2 separate regions of the Homo sapiens genome follow, and region 2 is linked to region 1. A link is a contact called in ENCODE Hi-C or POLR2A ChIA-PET data. All regions are on one chromosome and are shown on one strand. Each heading gives the region's core, a stretch centred on a gene start or an enhancer-like site at or near the end of the contact. The rest is flanking DNA. Distances are from core to core; before and after follow the strand shown. Region 1 overlaps SPTA1 (spectrin alpha, erythrocytic 1). Region 2 holds the start of OR6K2 (olfactory receptor family 6 subfamily K member 2).

The links. A loop is a pair of places that touch in the nucleus more often than their neighbours do. ChIA-PET counts read pairs that join two places held with the same protein, here RNA polymerase II (POLR2A).
Region 2: a map of astrocyte of the cerebellum shows a loop between it and region 1 (5-fold over the local background). The contact joins the promoter of OR6K2 here to the enhancer-like site in region 1. A Hi-C loop is called at or near these places in 3 of 168 maps with a recorded cell type or tissue (A673, astrocyte of the cerebellum and endothelial cell of hepatic sinusoid). POLR2A ChIA-PET finds 5 or more read pairs at or near these places in 1 of 52 experiments (activated T-cell).

Annotation. Positions count from the first base shown.
Region 1 is chr1:158,643,727-158,648,462 of GRCh38, reverse strand. SPTA1 (spectrin alpha, erythrocytic 1) reads left to right here. Exons shown (of 52, transcript NM_003126.4): 27 at 743-924; 28 at 2,869-2,968; 29 at 3,078-3,275; 30 at 4,067-4,210. Among named protein-coding and RNA genes, the nearest start is that of SPTA1, 41 kb to the left of the region's middle. Within about 2 kb of position 1,787, at least 2 of the 41 ENCODE cell types and tissues checked have a DNase peak (open chromatin) inside an H3K27ac peak, as active enhancers do.
Region 2 is chr1:158,696,474-158,704,392 of GRCh38, reverse strand. OR6K2 (olfactory receptor family 6 subfamily K member 2) reads left to right here and starts at 3,741. Exons shown (of 1, transcript NM_001005279.3): 1 at 3,741-4,715. The coding sequence starts at 3,741. The coding sequence ends at 4,715.

The DNA of each region.
Region 1 (4,736 bases), core at 538-3,037:
TTAGCCGTATACCAATGCCCTCTTCTTTGGTTCTCTTTTTCAGTCTTTTATTCTTATATTTCTCTCTGTTCTGTGCCATATTTATTCTTGTACACTGTCCCTAAGGCAAGACCATGAAAAGGATATGCCCCATGACCATTAACATGGGGAAAAAACTTGTTAAACTCCTGCTGTCTGAGTGAGCACCCTATATCCCCTTGCCTCTTTGGTGGGTTACAAGTGACCAGATCTTGTGGCAGCTAGGTGGAGGCCAGTAGCCCAGAAGAAATAGCAAATGTCCATACCCAGGATGATCAGGCCAATATCTGAGTATGGTGCATGTTTTTCTTAGCAAGGAATTGAATGAGTTGTTTAACTCTGTTTCAACCCAAAAGTGTACTCTGGAGCTTGTCAGATATACTCAGAGGCTTGGCATTATCATGCAGAGCAAAAAGAAGCTCCTCACATGAAGAATCAAGACCCTTGGGTTTCCTAATTGAGGTTGCCACTAACCAGCAGAGTCACTTAACCACTCTTCCCCACAACTCTCTTATTTTTAAAAAGAAGTATGGTAATGCCAATTGTAACTACCTTAGGGAGTTATGTGGACTAAAAGGTTGATATTATTTTGTAAAGTATGATGACATACTTGTACATCACTGATATCTATTTGAGGAGCTGAATACTGGGACTCAGGATTCTCCTTTTGCTAAGATTCAGGTGTGTCTCTAGGCTGATTATCAGAGCTATTGTACCTCCCCAGGTGACCATACTGGGGGAGACAGCAGAGCGGCTCAGTGAGTCCCATCCAGATGCCACTGAGGACCTGCAGAGACAGAAAATGGAGCTGAATGAGGCCTGGGAAGACCTGCAGGGGCGTACAAAGGATCGTAAGGAGAGCCTAAATGAGGCCCAGAAATTCTACCTGTTCCTCAGCAAGGCCAGGTAGAGTGGGGTGGGTAACTTCCGTGTCTGGCCTCTAAGTAGACTGTCTGGGAGCAGTCTGGGTACAGATGCTGTTCACTGCTGGTTTTGGAGGGCATCACTACGTTTAAGTCTCACCTCTTGCAAGGCATAAAAAATTTCAGGTTTGAAACTAGAAGCAATAAAATACAAAGTTTGAAAGAATATGAAGCCATGTAGGCCAATTAAGTAAGCTTCTATAATGTAGAAGCTTTTTTGTTCTACTGAAGAGACAGTAGTATTCAGTCTTCTACTGTATTCAGTATTCTGTTGAATACAAATAACTATGGTAGAACATAATGAGGCCGAAAACACACATTGTAACAAACAGCAGTGGGAATTCAGAGTTGGGTAGAATAGATGATGCACTGTAGATAAAGTAACATTTTATTACACCTTATCAGTCAAACTTTTAACAGAAGAGAAAACAATTCATGTAGACTGAACTGTGCAAAAAAAGACATAATCATGAGAAAAGAATAAGCATAAGAACATGTTTGGGGAGGGGGTGGTAAGGAGAAGTAGTAAGAGATAAACTTAAAAATAATATTGGGACCAAATTCCAGAGAACTGTGAATATCTTACTAAAGTCTAGACATTATCACAATCCAAAATTCACCTCTCAAACATATACTTTGTGGAACAGTTCCCACGTTTGGCTCTATCGCATCAGTCAGCTGAGAGGAGCATTAGAGTAGAGGGTCCAGGAAGTTGTAGCTCTCAATGCAATGCTTTTCAAGAAAAAAGGAGGCAAATTTTGGCAAATGACTGTAGTTCCTCTTGGAAATCCCCTCCCCAGTTCAGCACTGGAAAGCTATAGTTTTTGACACAGTTTAAATAAATAGCACCCACACCCATTCCAATGGTGCTTCCTTCCCTTTATGAAGCTGTACTCCTCAGTATTTCAGAGTAGTGTTCCCACCCCTGAGCAACATTAACATCTTATTTTACTCCATATGATACTTTTGCTTTCAGTTTTGTTTTTTAATTGCTATTAGTGCCTATGCTCTGTTTTTTGTTTGTTTTTTGTTTTGTTTTGTTTTGTTTTTATCCATTCTTAACCTAAAGTATGAGTTCCTAGAAGGCACAGATATGCCTTTTTCACAATGTTTGGTACTTAGTAAGCACCCAATAAAACTTAGTTGCTTGAATAAATAAATTTACAAAAGAAGAGACCTCTCTTTCCTAGAGCTAAGGGTTCCTGTTGAGCAAACAAGAGTAATGACATTCTTTATGAGATGCTTAATTTATACACCATATATGCTTTAAAGTTAATGCATAGTTAAAATTTGCCTTTTAAGAAGATAGACCTTAGTTTTGCTCGTCTAACTTCCTGACTACTAAAAGGGTAGGGAAATAGACCTTGATTTAATCAACAGTGTGGAGGCCTGTGTGTGTATGTGTATGTTGGCCAAAATATGTGCTAGATTCACTTGAGAATAAAAGTAAGAGGAAAGACATGATTTCTTTGAGACTCTGTAATAAGATGTATCTTCAAACCCTAGAAACCACTTAAAAGGAACAGTAACCAACAGAAGTAATGAAATATATAACAGTCCAGGATTCCAGAGGTCTAGGTTTTATTGAAGATGTCTGCTTTTAGTTATACCACATAGGCAGATTAATTACCTTTTCTAAGGTGACTTCTTTATCTCCATAATGAAAACAAAAAATTCCCGGAATCTCTGCAGGATTACTGCAAGAATTGAAAAAGATAATAAAAGTGAAGAGGCTTTCAAATACAAGGGATTGTTATCATTAGGTGATATAATAAAAACAGCAAACGTAAGATCTGTAAAGCATATAAAGCCAGATAAAAAATGTTATTCTGGAAATGTTTTCTAGAGAATGGAAAACTGTAGGACAAACAGCACTGTAGCAAGTTGCAAGGTTTTCTTGTCAATTCCAATGTGTCTGTTTATCTAGGGATCTGCAGAACTGGATCAGTAGCATTGGTGGCATGGTATCATCACAGGAGCTGGCCGAAGACTTAACTGGCATAGAGATCTTGCTGGAGAGACATCAGGTAAAACTACAAAAGTCACAGCCACTGATCACTTGACCTGAAACCTCTACTAATTTTAAAATTTCCAATGGAGTTGGCCTCACTGATTTCTTCCCCCTTTTTCCCACAGGAGCACCGTGCTGACATGGAGGCAGAGGCTCCCACCTTCCAGGCCTTAGAGGACTTCAGTGCAGAACTTATCGACAGTGGGCACCATGCTAGCCCTGAAATTGAAAAAAAGCTTCAAGCTGTCAAGCTAGAGAGAGATGATTTGGAGAAGGCTTGGGAAAAACGCAAGAAGATCCTAGACCAGTGCCTGGAGTTGCAGGTACAGCAAATTTCCCAATTGTTAAGCAGGTTCAGTAGTCTGTTTCTCCTATGCAATTTCATATGGTCATTACAGGCTCCGTTCACTAGACTTTCCACGTTATAAACACAAAGGGAGCTCATCTCTTAATTACCTAGCATTGTACTATGCTTTCTATACCGATCATTGTCATATTCTCTGCTCTTTCTTGTTAGAAGAGCCAAACAAGATGGTGATCAGTCCTGAGCATGAGGTGGGTTGACTATCATTTGTTGATTGACTGAGGAATTGATTGGCTGATTTTTGTTGAGACTCTACTCTGTGGAGGCTCGGAGTGCCACAAAGATTAGTAAGATAGTTTCCCATTTCTTAAATAGTGAAATTAGACATATAGATAAATTTTACTAGTACAGTGAGATGATTATTAATAAACCAAAATGTACGAGTGCTTTGAGGCTAAAAAACAAGAAGTGATTAAAGCTTTTGGGGGAAGTAAGTGGTTGTGTCACAGGCTACCCTGAAGGATAACGTTTCACAAAGTCTTAAGGAAATGACCAGCCAGTATTAACAAGGTTTAAGAAATAGGAAATAGCACCCCAGGAATTGGAGGTAGCATATACAGAAACATAAAGTGTATGTTTGGAAAAGAGGAAAAGTTCCAGTACAGCTAAGATTTGTCACATGAGTGTTTCTTGGAAGATGGTAAGTACTCCTTGCAAAACCCTTTGTGTCATGATCCTGAAAGAGGTGTAACATCATTTCCTCCACACCACATGGACTATACCATACCCCTCTCATTTGATTCCTCATAGATGTTCCAGGGGAACTGTGATCAAGTTGAGAGCTGGATGGTGGCACGTGAGAATTCCCTGAGGTCAGATGACAAAAGTTCCTTAGACAGTCTGGAGGCTTTGATGAAGAAACGGGACGATTTGGACAAAGCAATCACTGCCCAGGTAATAATGACTAGTAAAGGAATTAAAATAATAATCCGTAGTAATAATAACAGAAATCCTACACATTTGTCTGGTTTTATAATTTATAAACATTTTGATTTACTTTTTTTTTTTTTGAGATGGAGTCTCATTCTGTCACCCAGGCTGGAGTGCAGTGGTGTGATCTCGGCTGACTGCAACCTCTGCCTCCCGGGTTCAAGTGATTCTCCTACCTCAGCCTCCTGAGTAGCTGGGATTACAGACACCCACCACCATGCCCAGCTAATTTTTGTACTTTTAGCAGAAACAGGATTTCACCATGTTAGCCAGGCTGGTCTCGAACTCCTGACCTCAAGTGATCTACCTACCTCGGCCTCCCAAAGTGCTGAGATTATAGGAGTGAGCCACCGTGCCCAGCCCTGATTCTTGTTTGCTTCTTACAGAAAAACTGAGGCAGGCAGGGCAGCTTGACACTTGACATTGTTTCACCCAAGTCACAGGCAGCAAGCAGACTCTCTTACTTTAAATCCAGCATTCTAAACTCTGA
Region 2 (7,919 bases), core at 2,492-4,991, 54 kb before region 1:
ATATATATATGTAATACACACATCATCTCTCTCTATGTGTGCACACACACACACACTTGTTAAAACTTGAAAAGACACATGTAGAACTTAGGAAACATGGAGGCAGAAATTCAGAAATTGGAGGGGAAAGGAGAGGAAGGAGATTCCTTTTAGGAATGTTCAGAGACCAGAAAAACGTATGTTACATGTTTGAAATAACAGTTTTGCTAAACTGGATAGATAATTTGCAAGTTTCAATAGCAACAGGAGACAAGGTCTCTCTGTTTTCTGCACAAAATAACAATAAATAAATTTTAGGACCATATTAAAGGAAGATGATGCTAACTTTTGTGTGTAAAAAAATAGGAGTTTGATGGGACTTAGTCATATAATCAATTAACAAATGCATGTATAGCTAATATAAATAGGAAGTTATTAATAAATTTCCATTTCTTAAAGTGTATAGAAAGCCAGACTATTATTAATGCCAGACAATAAAGGGAATTTATTATTTCCTGATTCGGTGATTAGGAAAGAGTTACCCTAGAGGATATGAGGTTGTTTCACTTTTAAAGAAGAGACAATTTGGATGAAGAAAATGATGAGAAAATGATACTTAAGTATAGATATGAGAGGAGAGTCACAAGAGGAAACTAGCTTCACAAAGATGACCTTCAGAGAATGGAGGCTTGGGTAGCCAAAAGTAAGACTGGATGCAGAAACTTCTGGAAACTCATTGCAATAGTGTATACATTATGACTAGGCATCCAATTAGGGTAAAAAGAGTGGAAATAAAAGATATTAGTGATATAGTAAAAAATAAACAAATTGTGCAGACCTTGATGATTAATTTGGTTTGAGAGTGTAAGGAATAATAGACATAAAATGAGTAAAGTTGTTATCTAGGTGGACAAAAATTTAAAAAGTCAGCAAGAGAAACTGGTTTAGTGCTGAGGGTAAGGGTGTTATATTTGTTTGCTAGGGTTGCCATAAGAAGTACTACACACTGAGTGGTTTAAACAACAGAAATTTAATTTCTCACAATTCTAGAGAATTGTTTTCTTACTGAATCTTCATATGGTTCTCCCTCTGAAACTGTGTCTAAATTCCCTCTTTATTATTATGATTATTATTATTATTATTATTATTATTATTATTATTATTATTTTGAGACAGAGTCTCACTCTGTTGCCCAGGCTGGAGTGCAGTGGCACAATCTCGGCTCACTGCAACCTCCAGCTCCCGGGTTCACGTCATTCTCCCGCCTTAGCCTCCCGAGTAGCTGGGACTACAGGTGCCCGCCACCACGCCTGACTAATTTTGTTTTTGTATTTTTAGTAGAGACGGGGTTTCACTGTTTTAGCCAGGATGGTCTCGATCTGCTGACCTCGTGATCCACCCGCCTCAGCCTCCCAAAGTGCTGGGATTACAGGCGTGAGACACCGCGCCCGGCTAATTTTGTTTTTGTATTTTTAGTAGAGACGGGGTTTCACTGTTTTAGCCAGGATGGTCTCGATCTGCTGACCTCGTGATCCACCCGCCTCAGCCTCCCAAAGTGCTGGGATTACAGGCGTGAGACACCGCGCCCGGCCGGTTTCCTCTTCTTGTAAGGACACTGGCCCTATTGAATTAAGGGCCACCCTAATTTCCTCATTTGAACTTTGTTACCTCTTTAAATACTGTATGTCCAAGTACAACCACATTCCGAGGAACTGGGGGTTAGAAACTCAACCTACAAATTTTCAGGGGACACAATTTAACAGCCTATAATAGGTGAGGATGTACGTTTGGGTCAAAGTGAGGTTTCTAAGTAAGAAAGTCTGAAGAAAATGTGGAGGTCACGGCCAGGCACGGTGGCTCATGCCTGTAATCCCAGCACTTTGGGAGGCCAAGGCGGGCGGATCACGAGGTTAGGAGATCGAGACCATCCTGGCTAACACGGTGAAACCCCGTCTCTACTAAAAATACAAAACATTAGCCAGGCGTGGTGGTGGGTGCCTGTAGTCTCAGCTACTCGGGAGGCTGAAGCAGGAGAATGGCGTGAACCTGGGAGGCGGAGCTTGCAGTGAGCCGAGATCGCGCCACTGCACTCCAGCCTGAGTGATGAGTGGGACTCCGACTCAAAAAAAAAAAAAAAAAAAAAAAAAAAAGGAAAATGTGGAGGTCGTGAGAGATATCAAAAACAAGGAATTCTGGAGTCATAATAACCACCGAGAATAGAAGGCCAATACGAGCTGATAAATAATCTTGAATAAATAAGATCTTGAAACAATAGATTCTTCTGTGTGAAAGGAAATATAGAGAAAAGAGAAAATGATCACAGAATTTGCGGTTATGTTTACACTTGGGATATAAAAAATTGAATAATCAGTGAGGAAAACCAGGATAGTGTGGTGTCAAATAGGCAAAAAAAGGAATTTCAAACATTGGGCAATTGACCTTTGGAAGTTAGTGGCAATGAAGACAGAGGGAGGCCATTAAATTTCAATGAGAAAGTCGCTAGTATACCTTAAGAAAAGAGATATGGGAAGTTGAGGGTGGATACATTATTCAGAGATTCAAAGAAGAATGAATAGAATAAATACCTTTTACACATTGGAAAAATAATGCAGTTGTTACAAAGGAGGGAAATAACCTGAATAGAAACAGTATTTTCTCCCAAGATAAGAAGAAATGTGCATGTTTGATTGCAGAAGAGACAAATAAAGTAAAACAAAACATTCTGAAAAGAGAATAAATTAATAGGACAATTTCCTATAATGTGTGTAGTTTAAATTGTATTCTACAGGGCACTGCAGCTCTGCCCTTCCTTCTAACTACCACCATTCAATTGTACCAGAGCAAGTGTACAACTATATTAAGCATTTATTTATTAATATAGTTAGTTTTCATAAGTTACTACATTTGACCAAAGGCTTCTGGTACAAAACCCCTTTAAGATCTCCTTACCAAGAAGACGTAGAAGAGAAGGAAAGGAAGGAGATAGAATAGACTATCTTATAAAACAAGGTAAAATAACTTATGATTATTTATATGGCTTTTCTTCTCCAAATATTCTCTGAATTATGGTTAAGAATATACATATGAAGAGAGGAAGAGTTATTAGAGAAAGAGGGTTGAAAGAATTCACCAGTAATGGTTTTGTCTTTATTATAAAAATATGCCAATCAAATCATATGCCAAGAATCCAATAAACTGGGAGCTTGAAGAAAAAATATATGGAACAATGTGGGGAGATTATTAGGGAATCAATAAGATTTAAATATCGAAAAGAACGTCCTCTTAATTATTGATTATTCCTTCAATGCTCTGTCTAATTCTATATTCGCCTAAACAAAGTTGTTTTAAAATATAGTCCCCTGACCAGCAGGACCACCATTGCCTGAAAATTTGTTAGAAATGAAAATTCTTGGGTCCTACCTCAGAACTACAGATTAGGACCGAACTCTCAGTATGAGGACCAGCAATATGAGTTTTAACAAGCCCTCCAGGTGATTCTGATGCATGTTAATATATCTGAGAATCTCACATCCAAAATATTGACTGTGCTTTCTGACTGGATTTTTTCCACACTACAACTTAAGTCGTAAGCAACTATAGAATATGGACCATGTCCTTCTTCCTTGTCTTCCTCTCTATCCCCATTACAGGGCTCTATTCAGACGCTGGCTTCTTGTAAGTGTATTCCTTTATCCAATAGTAGATGCCTCCTAGAAGGCTTGAGTGCACTGGAAATTGAAACTCTCACTTTCAACTTGGAGATGGAGAGCCCCAATCGAACCACCATTCAGGAGTTTATCTTCTCCGCTTTCCCTTATTCCTGGGTTAAGTCTGTTGTCTGCTTTGTTCCACTGCTCTTCATCTATGCTTTCATTGTTGTTGGAAACCTGGTCATCATCACAGTGGTCCAGTTGAATACTCACCTCCACACTCCCATGTATACTTTTATCAGTGCTCTTTCTTTCCTGGAGATTTGGTATACCACAGCCACAATCCCAAAGATGCTGTCTAGCCTGCTTAGTGAGAGGAGCATTTCCTTCAATGGTTGTCTCCTGCAGATGTATTTCTTCCATTCCACCGGCATCTGTGAGGTGTGTCTCTTGACAGTTATGGCCTTTGACCACTACCTGGCCATATGCAGCCCTCTTCATTATCCCTCTATCATGACCCCCAAGCTATGTACCCAACTGACTTTAAGTTGCTGTGTTTGTGGCTTTATCACACCCCTTCCTGAGATTGCCTGGATCTCTACACTGCCATTTTGTGGTTCGAATCACCTTGAACATATCTTCTGTGACTTCCTCCCAGTGCTGCGTCTGGCCTGCACAGACACACGAGCCATCGTCATGATTCAGGTAGTGGATGTCATTCATGCAGTGGAGATTATTACAGCTGTGATGCTCATCTTCATGTCCTACGATGGTATTGTGGCTGTAATTCTACGTATTCATTCAGCTGGAGGCCGCCGCACAGCATTTTCCACGTGTGTCTCTCACTTCATTGTCTTTTCGCTCTTCTTTGGCAGTGTGACTCTCATGTACCTACGCTTCTCTGCCACCTACTCTTTGTTCTGGGATATAGCCATTGCTCTGGCCTTTGCAGTTTTGTCTCCCTTCTTCAACCCCATTATCTATAGCCTGAGGAATAAAGAAATAAAAGAAGCTATAAAAAAGCACATAGGTCAAGCTAAGATATTTTTTTCCGTAAGACCAGGGACCTCAAGTAAGATATTTTAGTTGAGATTCTGTATAGTTGCTGGTTCCTCTTCACCTTCAGCTCTCAGCAATCTGTCTTTTCCTATCAACCTTCTATTCAAACTGGTCTCCCAAAGCTCACCAAACCAAACCAAACCAAACCAAACAAAAGGAAACAAATTCAGCAATAGCTAACGTCAATAACTTCTATTTAATCATTACTCAATTAGACATATTTTTCAATCTGACTTTATTAATTACAGTTTCTGCCACTCAAGTTATTCAAAGTAAATTCATTTTGTTGAAATGTTCTGCATAAACATTTACTTTAATTTTAAAGCAATTAAAATATTTGTCTGTAAGACCTGGTAATTTAAAAAGTATCCTTCATAAGACTAAGTTTTATCCATGGTGCCTCTAGCTTCTATAGTTGAAGAATGACTCAAATTTTTAAATTGAGTATCCAAGTATTGATCAATAAGCAATTTAATTGTTACTCATTAAATAATCAGTTTTTTCATGATACATAAAAAACCTAGATGTTGCATTCACTGTGATCAAATGCATTGTACATATTAAGTAATAAACATAAAAATGATCTGTTGAATGAATAAACCAACATACCGCCATGCTGCATTCTGATTGTTTTAGACAATCGACCAATTGTGTTAGGCAACAACTCTTTCAAGCTCTCTTCTTTGGCTTTTAGGATTCCAAACTCTTTTTTATCCTACCTCATTGACGCTTCTTTCTCTTGCTGAGTCTTCATGTCATACATGCTTTATAAAAAGCGATTTTTCTCCAGGGCTCATGATTCAGCTGGGATAGGATAAAGCTTATTACTGTGCAAATGTTAATAAATTTTTACCCTTCTCTAGCCTGCCAACACAAATCCTATAGCTGTCAGTGTGATTTCCCCACTTTTGTGCCACAATCCTTTCATTACTTTTACTCCTAAATCTTATGATATTTTAAAATAAAATGGAAAGACAAGTTAAGGAGAGATCTTATAAAAAGGGTTAATGCTATCAAATAAAAGTCTGGGATACAGAAGAGAAGAAAAATCAGAGAAAACCTGTTGATTGTGGGTGCAGGGGGTCTGGGTAAGAGAAAGGCTTTAAGGGATACTTGGTTGAAGAACAAGAGGACAGAGGGAAAAAGAAATGCAAGAAGTATCACTGAGTTTAAGTCATGTATTTTTAATATTCTTCAAGTGACACGAAAAATGTCATTATTTTTCCAATTTATTGACTAATTGATGCTGTTGTAAGTGCAATATTTTTACAGAGCTGATCTACATAAAGCTCCATTATGTGAAAGGGTCACACCATTTTTTCTCTGTCCTCTCTACTTTTAAATTTTTCAATACATAATCATTTCCTAAATATTATCAATATCCCTAAAAAATAATATAGCTAACACTACCTGTCTTACATCCATACTTTCTCAACTTCAAGCTTCTTTCCCTACTGCAAACTGAGCTGTTCTTACAACTTAAATCTGATTGCTTTATTAGCCTGCCTTAAAAACTTCTGTGATTAAACATACCTTCATTTCAAATTATGAACATAAAGTAATTTTCCTAGTTCTCTGTGTGTGTGTGTGCATGCATGTAATAAAAAAAAATTCCAAGCTGTGGGAAAAACAAGGGAAAATAAAACAGAGAAAAAAAGTTCATCGTGTGTTGATGTTCCTGTTACCTTGTAAATGTGCTCTTAGTGAATACACAGGATTAAGGAAATATATGCCTTCTGGCCTGGAGAGGACAGAAACTGCTAACTTATTCCCTGTTAATTTTAAATATATTTATTTTACCTAACATTGCACTGCATTTATTAATCAAATTTTTACTAGTAATAATAAAATACCATATGTGATGTTTAATTGAGTGTCAACTTGATTGGATTGAAAGATGCAAAGTATTGTTCCTGGGTGTGTCTGTGAGGGTGTTGCCAAAGGAGATTAGCATTTGAGTCAGTGGACCGGGAAAGGCAGATCCACCCTCAATCTGGGTGGGCACAATCTAATCAGCTGCCAGTGCAGTCAGAATAAAAGCTAGCAGAAGAACGTGGAAAGACTAAACTGGTTTAGTTTTCGGGACTACACCTTTCTCCCACGCTCTATGGTTCTTGAACACCAGACTCCAAGTTTCTCTTCAGCTTTGGGACTCGGACTGGTTTCCTTGCTCTTCAGCTTGCAGATGGCCAATTGTGGTACCCCACCTTGTGATAGTGTGTCAATACGCTTTAATAATACATCTATCCTATTAGTTCTGTCCCTTTAGAGAACCCTGACTAATATACCTAGTATATTCACAATTGTAATTATATTTATTGATAATAATATTAATGCAATTTTCCACTTATTGGGCACTCTTCACTTTTAAGACATTGTCATACACACACACACATACACATACATTACTTTATAGAAATTCTTTGCAATAGGTATTAATATCAGTACTGCTTTAAGAGGGAGGAAACTATAGCTAATAGGGCTTAAGCTTTTGTCCAAGGATACACATTTAGTAAGAAGCTGAGTTATAATTTGAACCCAGGTCTCTGCTTGTTCAAAAGCTTTTCTCTTAACTACCATGCTACATTTTTAAATATTCTAGCTATATTCTTGAGGAAATAGAGAGATGTATTATCTAACATTCTTTGGAGACTCCGAACCAATAGGATATTTATCTATTTATCTATAAAAATATATTATAAATATTGGCTCATATGCTTATGGAGACCACAGACTTCATGATCTGCTGCCTATAAGCTAGAGAATCAGGAAAACTTGTGACATAATTTAACCTGAGTCTGAAGGCCTGAAAACAAGGGAAACTGATAGTATAAACCCAGGTCCAAATCCAAAGGCCTGAGAATCAGGAGCACCCAGTGTCCAAAGGCAGAAGGAGATGAACATCCCATCTCAAAACAAAAACAAATTTGCCTTTCCTTTACCTTTTTGTTCTATTTAGGGTTTCAAAGGATCAGAAGAGGCAGTAAATCCTTGAGTGATGTTTACTTTTTTCTTAATATAACTTAAATACTATGATGTAAAATTAACAATTATTAAATATTGATATAAAGCAATGTGTCTTATGTTATATGATAAAAGTAAGAGAGGAAAGAAAACACATTTGCTAATGTGTGTGTATATATATGTGTGTGAGTATATATAAACATGTTCACAACAAAATAAGGAGGAAACACTCCTGGCAATTATAATTATAGTTTCCATTTTTATAAC